2 separate regions of the Homo sapiens genome follow, and region 2 is linked to region 1. A link is a loop called in an ENCODE intact Hi-C map of the cell type or tissue named here. Cell type or tissue: CD14-positive monocyte. All regions are shown on one strand.

Evidence for each region. Peaks named below come from ENCODE experiments on the same cell type or tissue, not always from the same donor. Only the 100,000 strongest peaks of a DNase experiment are listed, where the experiment ranks them.
Region 2: it touches region 1 in a loop (3-fold over the local background); 5 of 110 quality-filtered maps call a loop at or near these places.

What each region holds. Positions count from the first base shown.
Region 1 is chr7:114,925,582-114,933,581 of GRCh38, forward strand. The region is part of intron 2 of MDFIC (MyoD family inhibitor domain containing); the gene reads left to right. Among named protein-coding and RNA genes, the nearest start is that of MDFIC, 7.5 kb to the left of the region's middle. RefSeq lists enhancers at 4,481-5,030, 6,423-6,502 and a silencer at 6,283-6,342. In CD14-positive monocyte, no CTCF peak of the experiment used is centred here; DNase peaks (open chromatin) are centred at 4,720, 5,760 and 7,630; H3K4me3 peaks cover 3,708 bases; H3K27ac peaks cover 6,197 bases.
Region 2 is chr7:115,016,916-115,024,915 of GRCh38, forward strand. MDFIC (MyoD family inhibitor domain containing) reads left to right here. Exons shown (of 5, transcript NM_001166345.3): 5 at 1-3,002. Among named protein-coding and RNA genes, the nearest start is that of LINC01393, 58 kb to the right of the region's middle. In CD14-positive monocyte, no CTCF peak of the experiment used is centred here; DNase peaks (open chromatin) are centred at 3,216 and 6,526; H3K4me3 peaks cover 2,533 bases; H3K27ac peaks cover 2,526 bases.

The DNA of each region.
Region 1 (8,000 bases):
CTTACATGCTCCAGGCTGTAAGAGGGAACCAGGATAGATGTCAGACAGTATGGAGCAATGGGGATTTTGGGGAACTGGAGAGCTCATGGGCCAGGAAACAACATTCCTCAGTTTTAGCTAATTGTTGCCATGTGGGTTAGTATCTTCAGATATTTCAAGTGATACTGGAAATCCAGATTTTTATGTATCATCTCTCCATTTTTAAGAGTTTGCAACTAATTAAACACCAATTTTGTGCAGGCCAAACAAAACAACCACAACTGTAGGCTGGATATGGCCTCTGAGCAGCTAATTTGTGATCTCTCATACAGAAAATAGAAAGTAAACATGTAATTTAAAGCTATATTCTTATTTGTTACTACCTTGTGAAATATTGATTTACTTTCTCATGCAAAGTACTTGTATACATGTCTTGATAGGTGAAAAGCCATTTCAGTTATACTTTATTTTAAGAGATAATGGATCTTGTTTGTGTGGTCCCTGTAATTGCCATTTGTCCTGGTTTGATTAAACATTTTAAAATTCGTGTTATGGAACCACATTGAAAATGTAAGTATTTGCCCTTTGGTGCAATAGTTACTAGAACTCCTATAATCCAAAGAGCCTTTGAATTAAGTGCTTCTTTCATAAGTATGGGATTTGTAACTAGAGGGGTCTTTAGAAATAATTTAATCCAACCCGCTCATTTTTTAAATAAGGGAAAGGATGTCCAAAGAATTTAAGTGACTTGCCCAAGGTCTCATACACAGTCAGTAGCAAGAAATCAGGGTAGAAGCACAAATTATAACATAAATTGTATGTCATTGTGATAAATGCAGTTGAAGTAGAGAATCAGTTCAACTTTTTTATAGGGCTGGATGCATTGACAATAGGCTTGGGATATTGTGAATCACTTGAGCTTGTTCCCATCCCTGTATCTTTCCCCCAACCCCCCAAGACATTGCATTTGTCAAGACGTAGATCGTTGGACTCTGAGTGCTAGAATATATTTTAATGTGATAATGTGTGATTTAATGCACTCTTCTCTCTTGGGAGAGTCCTCTTGAGACTATTAGGCGGACTTTTCTTAGCAGGATGCAAAATGCCAGTGAAGTTAATTAAAAATAATCTAAAATAGAAGCTGGGGAGAAAATCAAGTTGAAATTACATAAGAAGAGCTTTGATTTAGAAGCTTAGCTGAGTTGTCAGTAGTTTATAGAGGCTAATCAGATTTTCTTTTTGGGAAGCCAGTTTATTTCAATGTATATAATGTATACTTGTACATATCTGTATTCTTCTATTTTTATCATATTATTTTATCCTTTTGATTAAGGATGGCATTTCACAAAATGTGTCATCTTTGAACAGCTTCTAATCCTGGTTCTCTACTGGGGACAATTTTGCTCTTCAGGACACATTTGGCAATATCTACAGGCATGTTTGGTGGTCGTAATGGGGGTGCTACTAGCATCTAGTGAGTGGAGATCAGGGACACTCCTGAACATTTTGTAATGCATAGGATAGGACAACCTTTACAAGAAAGAATCACCAGTAATGTTGAGATTGAGAAACTGCTATCCTTGAGGCAACTGACGTTTTTGGTTTCATCCCAGACTTATAGAATTAGGATCTCTGGATGTAAGAGCCAAGAATCTGCATTTTAATCAAGCTCCAGGTGCTCCTTAACTCTAGTTGAGAATCATTGTTTTATGGGCTTTAATCTCTAAAAGGATATGTTATAGTGATAGACTTTTAAAAACAGTCCTTTTTTTTTTTTTTGGAGGGAAAGACTTCAGAAAGCTTTTTAAAAGTTCACCTTTTCAAGTTCCAAAATTTAAATTGTTATCACTCCATGTAAACTCTCTAATAATCCTCTCTAAGATTTTTTGTCATACGCTTCAATTCATCCTCAAAATACTGCTGCATAGTCATCCTCAAAAAAGCTTATTTATTTTCATAATTATATGCACTATAATACAAATATATTTTTAACAATATAAAAGAAATGCAAAAGTAAAAATTAATAAGGATGAGAGACTAAATAAATAGAATTTTAATACTTTATTTCACTATTTCAGTAGATATTCTTGCTACCCTACACTTTGGAGACTCCAACATATGGCAAAACAAGGAAAGAAATCTCCAGTTTTCACATGAGTTGTGTTCCATTGTAAATTGGACTTTTAGAGCCTGGATTCTACTTTCTCATAGAAACAGAGGGATAAATTATATTTAGTTCCCTAATAAAAGTCAAAAGATTGTTAGAATTAAGTTTTATTAAATTTTGTGTGCTTTTAATGGTAACTCACAGAAAACATACTATTATAAAACTGGCAGCAAATACAAATAACCAAGAATAAAATTAAACTGAATAGAAATTGGTTTAAAACACTTTTTGAATACAGATGCTTGAGGAAGGACAAGCTTAATTAGAAAAATATAGAAGGGCATGTAGATTTGAAAGAGGATTTGGGAACATTTTGAATTTAGAAAATGAATCTTAGAACTTATACTTCTAACTTTTTATGCCTAAAGGAACTAATGTACATTTTATGATTTTAGTTATACAAGTGGAGGGCTTATCAGCTGGGCATATTCATTTTCCCTTTGTTAAGAAAAAGAACCAAATGAGTAAGAGAAGAATGTAACTGGGAAAAAACTAAAAACAGAGGAAGGAAGTGGTTAAAGAAGATATATCTGTAAATTTAAGAAAGCATTTGGAGAGGTTGAACTGTTTAAGAACTGTGAAAAAAAAAAGGTCTACGGAATAGCATGGTACATGCTGAGCCTGTGGCTGGCATGTTAAGGAAATCAGTGCCATAGTAGAGGCACAAAGAAAGTGTGATGGCAGAACATGGGCGAGAGAAAATATCTCTAGTAGGGGATTTGGAAAAGCCTCAAGAAAAGTTTTGATTTGAGTTGGACCAGGAAGCATAGCATGGTTGTAGGACTCAGTTCTGTGGAGATAAGTGGTAGAAAACAAGGCTTGGGGGAGATGATTACAGAATATTGGGTACTTCACCAAGACCATTGTTGGGGCTGTATGAAGGGTCGGAGAACAAGATAGCCTAAAGTCAGTTTCAGGAGGGCCCTGATTCTCTTGCTGAGGAGCTTGCATATCTCTTCTGTAGGAGTTGGTGACCACTGAAGTCTCTTAAGAAGAAAAGGACAGGAACCACTTGTGTTTTTAGGAAAACTGTTCTGGTGACAGTTCATAGAATGGTTTTGGAGGAAGAAGCAAGAGTGGAGGCAGTGATTATAATAGGCTGACAAAAGATTAGAGGACTTAGGGCAGCACCAGTAGGAGTAAAATTGAGGAAATTGATTTAAAAACAATAGCAAAAATAGGATAGAGCTTTACTCAGCTGTGAGAACCCCTGAGGGAATAGATTTTTACTTATTCATCTTTGAAACTCCTGAGACCAAGCACAGTGTCCACATTTTGATGAAATGATATGGTTGGGTAAAAAATATAGATATAGATCTATAGATAAATATAGATATAGATCTATAGATAAATATAGATCTATCTATCTATCTATCATCTATCTATCTATATATTTTGAGATGGATTCTTACCCTGTTGCCCAGGCTGGAGTGTAGTGGCATGATCTCGGCTCACTGCAACTTCCACCTCCCGGGTTCAAGCGATTCTTCTGCCTCAGCCTCCTGGGTAGCTGGGACTACAGGCGTGTGCCACCAAACCTGGCTAATTTTTTGTATTTTTTAGTAGAGACGGGTTTCACCATATTGGCCAGGTTGGTCTCGAACTCTTGACCTTGTGATCCCCTGCCTTAGCCTCCCAAAGTTCTGGGATTACAGGCTTGAGCCACTGTGCCCAGCTTCCATTCCTTTTTATAATGGAGTTAATAGACTGCCAGTTAAGGGACCTGCTATAGATATGGTGTCTCTGGATTTTGGCAATCAGACAACATCTTTAATGATAGTTTTCTCGCCTAGCCGGTGGTTGGGTAAAATATTTTATAAGGGAGATGGTGGAAAAGTAGAAATTTAAGGTAATCCATAAGTTTGCTTTGTAGCCTGAGTGGCAACCTAGGAGGAGCTGTTGAGTCTTCTTAGTCACAGGAGCATTGGATATTTGGTGGATACAAAAGATGAAAAGAGTTTTGGTTTGTTTAAGAGAAACAGGGTGCATGGAAGACTTCTCTTGCTTGGATGGGTGGATTGAATACACTCACTGTGCACTAATGAGAAGAAAGCCGGAAGTTAGAGAGAAAATGAAGATGAAAGGAGATGGAGGAGGGAGGAAGTGGTGCAGTAGGTGTTTGTAAGGGAAAGATAAAAATTCTGGGATGGAATGGGATGAAGGGACCAGTCTTTGGAAAGTTGGGAATATTCCTCTTTGAGATGGAGGTGGGAGAAAAGGATAGGTGATAATCTAGAGAACATTTGATGTGAAAATGAATATTGAGGGCCTAGATCTCAGCAAAGTAAATGGTAACATTTTCTGAGAGCAAAGGAGGTTAGGATGAATCAAGAAGTTTGAGATGTCTGGAAAAGATTTGGAAGAGGGAAGAATTAAAGGGATAGTCAATCTGGGGCAAATAAAATGCCTGCTGGGTAACACAAAGAAATTAACTAGGACTGAATGGCATGAATTCTTAGTGGAAGTGATCAGCATGGTTGATTGTCTTTCTCAGCCAGGGAGCATGCAGGAGCTTGGGAAGGGAAGCAGACAGAATGGATTTTGCAATTAGCATAGGGTTGGAGGTTGGCAGGGTGGAAGTGATGAGAGGATGACAAGTGACAAGGGATGCATATCACGCATGTGTGGGAAGTGTTTATGTTAACCGGTCTTGTATTCCAGGCTGGGAAGAGAATCCAGAGACCAGAAATGCAATTGACAGGCTAAGACCTCTGGCGAGAAAAAAAATTGTGGCTGTTGCTTTGTTTGGTCAGTTCACATATGAGGATTTAATATATATGATTGAGTGACCTTTACATGGCTATGAGGGAAGCTGTGGAATTTTTGGGTGTGTAAAGGCTTTTCCTGTTTCTTTGAACCTCGTTTCCTGGATCTTGTTGAGATGATTTCATGGAAAGAAGGCCTAATAACAGTGTGCAATTATTTTATTGGATTATGTTTCTATAATAATAAAAGGTTTGGGAGTAATGAGGAAACATCAATTGACACCATCTAAAGTTAGGCCATATGCAAATACAAAGTTATTTAGAACAACAACACATGGAACAGATAAAAAAAAATTCAACCAGATTATCTTTCTGAGACAATGTAAATATTTTTCTGTACAAAGGCAGAGGATAAATCGTGATTTCTATGTTTCTACTTCTAAAAGCATTCAGTTTTTATTAAGAGAATACATTCTGTACTGACTAGATTCTAGATTTTGGACAATTTAACTTCAGTGATTCATTGGAGTAGATCAAAGAAAGTTGCTGCAGCCCTTCTGTCTTAATCAGTGCTATGTATATGCACCAGTATTTTGGATACTTGATCTCTCTCTCTCCCTCCGTCCCCTTTTCCTCCTCCCTCTCTCTCTCTCTTTGTCTTTCCAGTAACACTTTATTGAAGTTACTTAAACTTTTAATATCTACTTTTTACATTAGCCTACATGTCCTGAAGGAGGAAAGCTTTTTAACCTTAAGTTTTTGAAGTCTAGTTATATTTTATAGATTCTTCTTCTAATCACTTAGGGTTTGCTAAGTAGAAACTATGAGAAGAGTTATTTTAACATGAATTTAATTTCGTTTGTGGTTTTTACTTACAGTCTACTTCTGTTTTCAGATTCACGCCCACATGATCTCAAGTGAGATGATTCATATACATGTGCTTTTATGCCCAATTTTTGGTAGTTTCAGGAATAAAGTCTGAAATTAATTTTTATGCTAGCACATATATTTTACTATGGAGAGATTTGAAGGGGAAAACCCTGCCCACAAATATTTTTCGGTGTGCCTACAAGGTCCTGCGAAAATTAAGAATGTATAGTTTTGCCCACAATGAATTTCTCAACAGGATGAGAAAGGATAAGACACAAATGTTTACCAAATTAAATTTCAGTCTCTTACTGAAATATCAATTCAAGATTAAAATAATAGCCATGTGACAGATTAATTTATGGCCAGATGCCAACTAACTGGTATCATCCTGGAGCAGGAAAATTTAGAGGTTGAGAGAGGATTTCAGGATGGCGAGAAGGAATCAGTTTTGTCTAAGTTGGACTGCTAGTGTCCATAGTTGAAGAATATACCGTTTGTAGGGTTTTTTGGTGAGAATTATGCCGTGTTGAGCCTTGAAACTAAGGTATCTTGTGGTCGAGCAGGTGACAGGCTCTCTGAAACTAGGTGGCAGAGTATGAAGGAACCAGCTTCCTCTCTTTACTTTTGCCACTCCGAGGCATAGTCCTCCTACTCTTTTTCAAGGTGAATCCGCCCTGATCTTTCGGGTGTTTGTAAACGCAGACGCTGCTTTTGGGTTTCTATAAACATAGTTCTTATTTCTTTCATTACTCAGGCAATACATAAGATCTGAGGGGTTGTACTATTTATTTCTCATGGGGATACAAGATAAAATTATTAAGCGTGGGAAAGTATAGGAGTTTACAATATAAAATATTCTAAAATATCTATGTTCAAATAACTCTATCAGTTTTTCACCAATATGCAAAATGGATATAATTCATACTTCAGCTAAGGAGTAACATATTTGATCTTGGTGTTAGGAAAGTATTTTTGATTGGAGGGTAAAGAGACTGAGGCACTGGTAGTGGGTGTGGAAAAGAAACTATAGATTTGCGAGAAATTGGGGAGTTGTTACTAGCAGGATCTGGTAATTGATTATTTTGGAATAGGCGACATAAAAAGAAAATAAAGAGTTGAAGGTGATTCTGTAACTACTATTAGCTAAGACACAGACAACAGTTATAGAAACAGACAGGAAGAGAAGAAAAGTGGTGATGAATTTTGGGAAATGTTGAGTCTGAGTTGCTAAAGATATATTTATGTAGAGTTAAAACTTCAAATCTGTAGCTCAAGATAGGTGTCAGGGCTAGTAAAATGGATCTACAAGTTATCTCCCTGCAATTTACTGAAACTGTGGAAGTTGATGAGACTGCAAAGATGGTAGAGCCAAAAGAATATAGGTTGTGGTCTTAGAGGAGAATCCGAAGAACTCATTGCTCTACAGCAAGGGTGGGGAGGACCCAGAAATTGAGAGGCTGAGTTAGTGAAGTTTATAAGTTCCTGATTTGGGCCTTTACAAAAATTGACAGATGACACACCTTCTGATTTCAATTTCATATCTACCATTCTGAAGTCCCAGAATTCAATTTCAGTATACTTCAAATTCACTTACAATTATCTTATTTGTGCCTTTGCCACTATTTGGAAAGCTCTTCTCTGTCCTCTATTTATTTAATTCAATATCAGACTCAAAGCATAACTCTGAAATGCTCTTACAGATTAAACAACCCCCTTTGATTCAATTTTGATTTCCACTAGCCTTCATTCTTGTAATAGTGCCAAGTAAGGGTTCTTTGCTTAACTAGAGAGCTTGAGACTAAAAATGTTCTTCATAAAATAACTCTGTATAACTGAGAGGTAACAAAAAGGTTTTTAAAACTGTGGTGCATATGCAAGTTATCATGCTGAAAGACTAAAGATGGGTGTGAATCATCATTTAAAAAGGGGAAGATGATAGAGTGTTCCATTCTTTTTTTTTTTTTTTTTCCTTTTGAGACGGAGTCTCACTCTGTCATGCAGGCTGGAGTGCAATGGCGTGATCTCGGCTCACTGCAGCCTCCGCCTCCCAGGTTCAAGCGATTCTCCTGCTTCAGCCTCCTGAGTAGCTGGGATTACAGGCATGGGCCACCATGCCCAGCTAATTTTTGTATTTTTAGTAGAGAAGGGATTTCACCATGTTGGTCAGGCTGGTCTTGAATTCTGAACCTTGTGATCCACCTGCCTCGGCCTCTCAAAGTGCTGGGATTACAGGTGTGAGCCACTGTGCCCAGCCTCCATTCCTTTTTATAATGGAGTTA
Region 2 (8,000 bases), 91 kb after region 1:
CAAGGCATACTGAAGTGAGGATTATAAGAGAAATAAACTCAAAATGCTGTTGGAATATGCAGAGAATTGCTACCAGAATATTCAGTAAGGTTTCAGGGAGAATGTGGCATTTGAGGACTCTCTTAGAATGAGTGATTCACCTGCTATTTAAATGAATTATTTAGATTTTTGACAAAGATTTAGGTGGACACCCTAAACTGTGTGTGCCTTTAACCAGTTAAAAGAACAGTGCCTTCAGCATACTTTTTTATTAGTTGTAGGAATACAGCTTTTTGAAAAAGCTATAAAGTTTAAATTAACTAAAAATATGCATTTTCTTACACATAATTTAAATGTTATCATACTTTTTTGATGAAAACATAATGCCTTAGTAAAATAGCTCTATTTAATAAAGAAGATTGAGTACTCTGACACATTTCATTTAAATTAGGAAATTTTTAATATTAAAATCCCAGTGTTCTGAGTTATTGAAAGGCTTTCTTTTATTTTGAGAGCTTTAGGTCTTTTTGGGATGAGAACATTTTAGTTGTTTAGTTTGTTTCTTAAGCAGTGCTATTTTTTGTAAACACAGATAAATGGAAACCATTCTTTTCAATGCAGAAGAAATCTAGATATCCCCTACTGTGACCAAATTTCTGTATTACGATTTTATGTTAAATTAAACTAATATGGCAGGTTATAATGATCCTTAAGTGTAAAGAAATCAGTCAATTACAAGAGTAATTGTATAGTTATTGAGACCTATAGTGTGTGGCTTAGATGAAAGGGAGAGTAAATTTTCATACCATGCTCTCTCCTACTCAGTTTGATCTCTCTAAAATTGTAGTTTGGTTTGATTTAATATAATTCTTAGTAGAAATTTTGAAAGTATGCTTTGGGATTAATAATTATTTTTAATTTTTCTGGCTGAATATCAAATTGATAGTAACAACAGAAGCATAATTTTAGGAAGGCTTTCGCAAACCTAGCCTTTTAAGAGAGGTTTTTAACCTGAAGCATGAGAATATATCACCTGTGGTTTTTCCTTTGAGATGAAACGTAGTTTCTAGTTATATCATTACTTAAAGGGCTTAAAAAGAAAAAACTTAGCAAACTTTTGAATCTTTCTTTTATTGCTATTTACACATACATACACACATACAAAACCTTTAAATTTTGGGATCTGAATATAATTCTGGTAAACAGCTGTCTTCATTTTTCTCCTCTAAAGAACTTAATTCATTTGTTACATAAAATATAAGGAAATCTTTATACTATTTTACAGTAACCACAATCTAAATATTTACATATACCCAAAATTAACTTATGCTCATATATTAGGATGTGAGAATATCATCTGTTTATGGACACATGAAACCTCCTAATGACCTGGAATTGTTAGAATATTTGACTTTTTATATGCAAAGTTTTTCAACCAAGTGGTTTGTCTAATATTTAAACATGTACTGGCACAATTTGTGATGAAAATATTAGCACATTTGCAATAATGTTTCTCCATAACAGAGAATGTTAATGGATACCAGAATTTTATTTTTGTATTTATGTTCATAGTACTTTTCCTCTTGTCTACTCCAGACAGTTATTCCATAAAGCATTTGTATAATTAAAAGGAAAACAGAAAAAGGAAAAGTAGGCAAATGTGAAAATAGTTTCAATATATCTTATGATTTCTTAATGTAAAATGTTTTGTTGAAGTATATGGCTATCATGACTAAGTGCTAGAATTTATAGTTACAGGCGGTGTCCTTTTAAATGTGGAAAGGCTTTTAAAATATTTTAAAACTGGACCTGTATTATCCTGAATACACTATTTTGAAAATTTTTAAAAATGACTTCTTTATTTTGCTTTACCGTATGTTTATATCTAATTGACATATTGACTAATGTTTGAAAGAATTCAACCATAAGTTAAAATCTGAAGGTTATCTTTATCATGTTTCATCCCTGTCTGAAGATTTCCTAGTCTTCTTATGTAAATCACATGACTCATGTCCGTAAATGAACTATGAAAGATATCGATCAGTTTATGATCATTGACATGTGATTTCAAAACACAGTGTTCTTTTAAAAATCTATAATATGTCAAAATACAAGTTTTTTTTTTTTACATCGTTTTAGTAAGTTAATTTCATTTATTTACTTTGGAGCTATATTTCCACTTAGAAAAACTAAGGTAATTTTACAATATATGCTGAGATTAAAAACCAAGGTAAAAATGATCAAACATATATGAAATTGAGTCTTAGATTTAATGAATTTCACTCGAAAATAAATGATCAGAAGAATTTTCATCTAAGGCATAGAGTGGCGAAATTTTTGTAAATGCTCGCAGTTAGCATCTAACTAAAACAATACAGTATGACTTTATTTAGGAGAAGGCTTTTTATTTAGAAAATTATTTTTTCATTTTTACAGTGTATCAACTGTATCCATTTTCCTCACCTGGATAGTCAATGTTATCTGAGCAGTTCAAGGAGTAACCAAGGCAACCTTATGTAATAACTTTCCATTCTTTATCCATACAAACTCTTTCAGTGCCCTAGATTCTAATGTTATAAACGTCAAACATCACTGCCCAACATAAATAAGACTCGAGACTTATTAACATAAATAAGTATCTTGCCTTCTTGAATGCTAGTTAAATGCTTAGATTTACCTAACTGCCTAATGAATCAGGTTATTTGTTAATAAGATTATTTTTCAAATTATTTAAGACCTTTATGCCCCTTCCAATTACTTGTGATTTGTAGGCCTGTAGGATTGTTGCATCTAATCTGACTGGCAACAGAAAATGTCATCAAATACTATAATATCCATTTTGTTTTCTTTTGCACTAATACAACAGAACATATCATTTTTGTTTTAAACAATGGTTAATATATTAATAGGGTTTGTTCCACACTTACTATTTATAGTTTTTATAATCAAGCATTGGGTATTAAAAGAGAATCCTTTCAACCCTTCATCTTCGTATGCTTATACAATAAATTGCAGTGAGTGTTTTCTTTGTGCTTGGATTGATACTAGACACCTCAAGAAAGTCACATAACCCTCAAGAAGTTTCAACCCAGGGAATAAGTTTGGCACCTCCCATGAGAAAACAGTTTCAACGGTGAACCTGCCAGTATTTACTTCCTTATTTAAGATTGCTTTTAGAGTTTGTTTAAAATAGAAGAAGTTGTGGAGAGGGGATACTATTGTAATGCAGCCCTAACATGGAGGGTGGGTGTTGCAAAAACTGTCATTGGTGACTAAATCTTCTACATACATTGCAAAATTCTCAGTGGACAATGACTGCCCCTTTTAAAACACTGTAACTCAAAATATCATATTTATGACCAAATTTTTATGAAGACAATAGACAATCTGGAAATGAAATAAAGCCGCAGCGGAGCCCCACCTGGAAAGCAATGTCTCTATGCAAACAGAATCTGCACCACCTATTCTTCACCAAGCTGTCATAATAGCATGACACTTTCCACTAGAGCCTCAGCTATAACACTTAAGCAGCTAGATGTCAAGTTAAGTAGCTTCCTGCCTTCTGACTGAACTGTGGCTAGTAGTTCTGCTTCCATTGTTTGTTTGTTTGTCTGCTTATGCCCTCAATTCCTTACCACATTCCATTTAGTGCTCACTGAAAAGGAAGCATTAATTTAGTTGTGAGGTGACCATGAAGAAATCATTTCAGATAACCATCCTTTGACACATTACCAACATGGGGTATAGATATATGTGTTAAAGACAAAGTATAGCTCTGCAATTAGGTGTTCACTTCCAGGCAGGTCTTTGTGTGAGGTTTAGTTGAGAATGTAATTATTAGGAAAATGGTGAAAAGCAAATTCAAACAAATTCTAAGTTTAGCTTGAAAAATGGAAAAGGTTCTTAAGTTCTGTCTGATGCATAAAGGGGTAGAAGCAAAGGAATTATGCTCCAAAGCCAAGAAAGAGGGTGTACAAAAGCAGCTGATCCACTTGACATAGTTCATAGCCTTTTGCAAAGGAATAAAAGCCTGTTGAGCAGGGAACCAAAAGATCTCATTATAGGATGAAGCCAAGCCATATTAAAGCTTGTGCACTAGTAACTATGTCTAAAAACAGCCTGCTGTTTTATATTGAACCAATACATTTCTTAACTTGGTAGGTTGCAGTGTAAAGATGTACAGAGCCTGTCTGCTGGATGCTATGCCAATTACAGATGTGGCAGAGTGGTGTCAAACACCTACAAACAGTTAGATCGCAAGCAATCTTAGAGTGAAACAAAAGAAGTTTTAAAATGTCACCTCAAAACCTAGTTAATCGTGTGTGTTTGACTTTTAGAGTCTTGAAATCACCTTTATTATATAATTTCATGTGGACGTCATATGCTCCCTCAATCAGAATGCACAATTCTTTCAAGGACATGAATAGTGCCTGAGAGATAAGGAGAATATCTTTTAAAAGTAACATCTTTAGATGACAAGGTGTCTCTGATCAGCTCTGCAGAAACTGTGTTTTATTGGTGCTGAGGTGAAGGAGGAGTAAAATACTCATGAATACATATTATATTAGATTTTGTTAGATCATCAAAAAGAATAATTGGGCATATTTACACAATTACATTTTAGTAAACTGTTATGCCAGCCTAACTATAATACATATTCTGGTAAAAGTACATTAAATCGCAATCCAAAAGCAATTTAGCAGCTGAGGACATTATTTTTTATCTAATTATTCACAAATTAATGAATAAAATTAAATTCCAATCACTGAAGAAAATGAAGCAATGGTGAGAATCAGAAGTACAGATTAGTTAAAGCAAAGATATGCAATGCATAACAGAATTAAAGCATTTCTTTTATTCAAACTCAGTGCTTAAAAAAGAACAAATCCATCATCTTGAAATTTGACTTGTAGCTTGACATTAAAAATAATATGAGTAGAATTTTCAGTGGGGTAAGCACAAAACTAGTTCAAGTTGTGTCACTCTCAATTACTGTACTCAGGTGGTGTACCCATTAAAATTCCCACTTGTGGGTTCCGCTCGCTATGCAAATGGGGTCATTACCCGGAGAATTTAATTGGTTATGACACTGGGAGTAGGACTTTTCCTTTCAAAATAAACCTACTTACACACATTTTTGCTAGAAATTTGATTGTTATATGTAGTTTGCATTGTTTTGCTCTATAAATATTTACAACAATTAGACTGCCCTTACTTATTTTTTACAAATAATTAAAAATGGGTCCAAATTAATCTGATATGGTTTATTTGTCTGTAAGACTAGTTAAAATGAATCTTTTGTAAGTCATATTGCTTATCAAAACATTATTTTAAAAAGCCTTTGTATCTTCCCAACCATACATCAGATGTGGGTACATTTCCAGCAATGTTTTTCATCATTTAATAGTAACATTTTCTCTTTTATAATAGTTCTAAATATTTAATTTGAAAGGTTTCTTCTATTTTTCTCCTTTTTTGTCACTTTAAAAAATACGCAGCTAAAGAGTTAACCTACCCTTAGATTATATATAAAACATATAATATGTAATATTGCTGAGGAGCCATGTCTATAACATTTCCAAGGTCTTTATATTCACTGATAGCACTGGATGGGGTCGTTATGTTGTCAGAGTCAGTCCTAGAGATGCTTCCACTGTTAGCCATGAGACTACTAAATTTAAAGCAAAAAAACACCAAATTGGTGTGAAAAGCACAGGGCTCCATACAATTTTAATTTATTGTGGCGACTTCAACTAGAGAACGCTGTTTATTAGCCACCTATCAAAAATCTTGATAATGGCCTGAATTGACAAGGAACACTGAAATTACAGTGTGGTTTAATGGATATGATATTAAAATGAACATCCAAGAATTGAGTTCCTGGACACTGACTCTAAGAGCAGTTCCCAGAGTGAACATAAAGTAGGAACAGAGTTGCTGTAAGTATTAATGGGATAATCTCAGGGAAGCACTAACAGTTTCTTGAAAGAGACGGGTTACACAGTCTAAATTTTTATTACTACATCAAGCTGTACAACAAGCCAAGGTTTTATCACTAGTTTATCTGGACCTGAAGGGAATATGTTTCCTTTAATGTAAAAAGGAAATCAGAGAGAAATAATTCCAAGGATATAGAAAAGGAAATACTATAAATTTATAACTGGACCATTGGGCAGGATTTTTAACATCTGTAACTGTGGGGAATTTCCCATAGAATATCAAATATGGATCCAAGTCTCTGACATTCATTTTTCTATGATATTTCTAATTGTGCCCAGAGGATAAGAAAGAGTTGGCGCATCCAATAAATATAATCATTTACATGCACGGAGCTCCCTTTGAAGTTAATAGGACCTATGGAAAGGGGAGTTATGCACCACAAAAACGAAGTTCAACGTGAATCTAGTTCTTTTTTTTAACATGCAGTGGTATTGCCAATGCATTTGGATTTTCTTGCTGCTTATCTTTCCTTTGTGTGTGATGTTTAAGTTGGAGTTGAGGGAAGTGCTCCATGTGTAGAGGAAAGATAGCCCAAAAAAGAGGATGTGGTGATTGGCAGCTTACACTCAGGGACAGCTTTAGGAGATAGCAAAAGTGATAGGGCTGACATTTGTAGAGCTTGTTTAACTTTTCAGAAGAAAACCGTATCCGTTTTCTCATTTGATCTTCACAAAACTGTGATTCTTCTAGGATAGACGTTTTAACTTCCATTTTACAGAGGAAAAAACTGGGACAGATTGCTTAAGTTTACTTTTTAAAGTAACATTGTTAGTTACCAATAGACCTAGGAAACCTAATTTCTATTTCTGGATCTTTCCATTAGACGGGTATATTTCTTATGTAATTTTACATATTACCAAATATAATAAATAGATTCAATCAAAACAGCTTGGCTTGAAGCTGGGATGGAAACACGCGGATCTGAAGTCTTGCCTGTCTTGTTTCTTGTCTCCCATCTTTCCTACCTTGAGTGGGTATCATGACTTGGGCTCTAAGGGCGAATAAAATTCATAGCTACTGTACTACTTATCTTTCATGGCATGCATTGACCCAAAAGTCAATGAACTCACAATGTGTTACTGTTCTGTGCCTACTTATCAATGATGTCCATTGTTTTTGGGTGGATGAAGAATCAAGAGTTAGATGTTCTTCATAAGATTAGGTGTCATTCATTTTCCATTTACCACCCTCAGATCAGTTTTCTCTTTCTGCCTGATTTTGTGCCAGGGTGTCTTGCTTTCTGATTTCCAGTTGGCTTTGGCTGATGGTAGGCACTGGTGGGAAATCAAAAGATGGGAGAGAAGTCAAGGTATTAATTCCCACCCCACCCTTGCCCCTGTTCCTTCCAGACAGTGTTTGATAGTAGCTCTGTTCCTCCACATTAGGGTTTCCTGTGCAACGGCCCCTCTCCCACAGCTACAGCTCTCTCCTGGTACCTCTTCAGGCTTGGAGAAGCAGAGGTTTTCCAATGTTGTTAGTTCCTGGAACTTTAAACTCCTTTGCTGGTCTTCTTACAACTGATTGTTTCTCTGCTAACAGTCCCTTTTATTAATCTCCCTTCAATTAAACCCTATGAGGGAGCCATCTGTTTCCTGTCAGTACTTTGAATAATGAGGTAGTGAGAAAAAGCGATCTTGTTTGTGTGCAGACGCACATGTCTGAGTTCAATCTTGTTATCATGTATTTCTAAGATTTATGAAAATATAAATCCTGGGGTATCTTGTATATTTGTGTCTGTTTAACATTGACAGTTACTCAAATATAATAATACAATAATACAAGAACTACACTAGACACTCCAGAAACTTAATAGTTTTAGTTCAATGCCTACATATCCTCCTTGTTAACATTTGACAATGTAACAATCTGGGGGTAGGGGACAGGGAAAGAAAGAGGGTATCATTACCATGGGTGATACAAAGCTTATGGTCGAGTTACAAGGCTTTAGGATCCCCAAAGGTGATGACATTTTCCTTTATTTCCCACAACCTAAAATGACTCAGTATCACTATCAACATAAA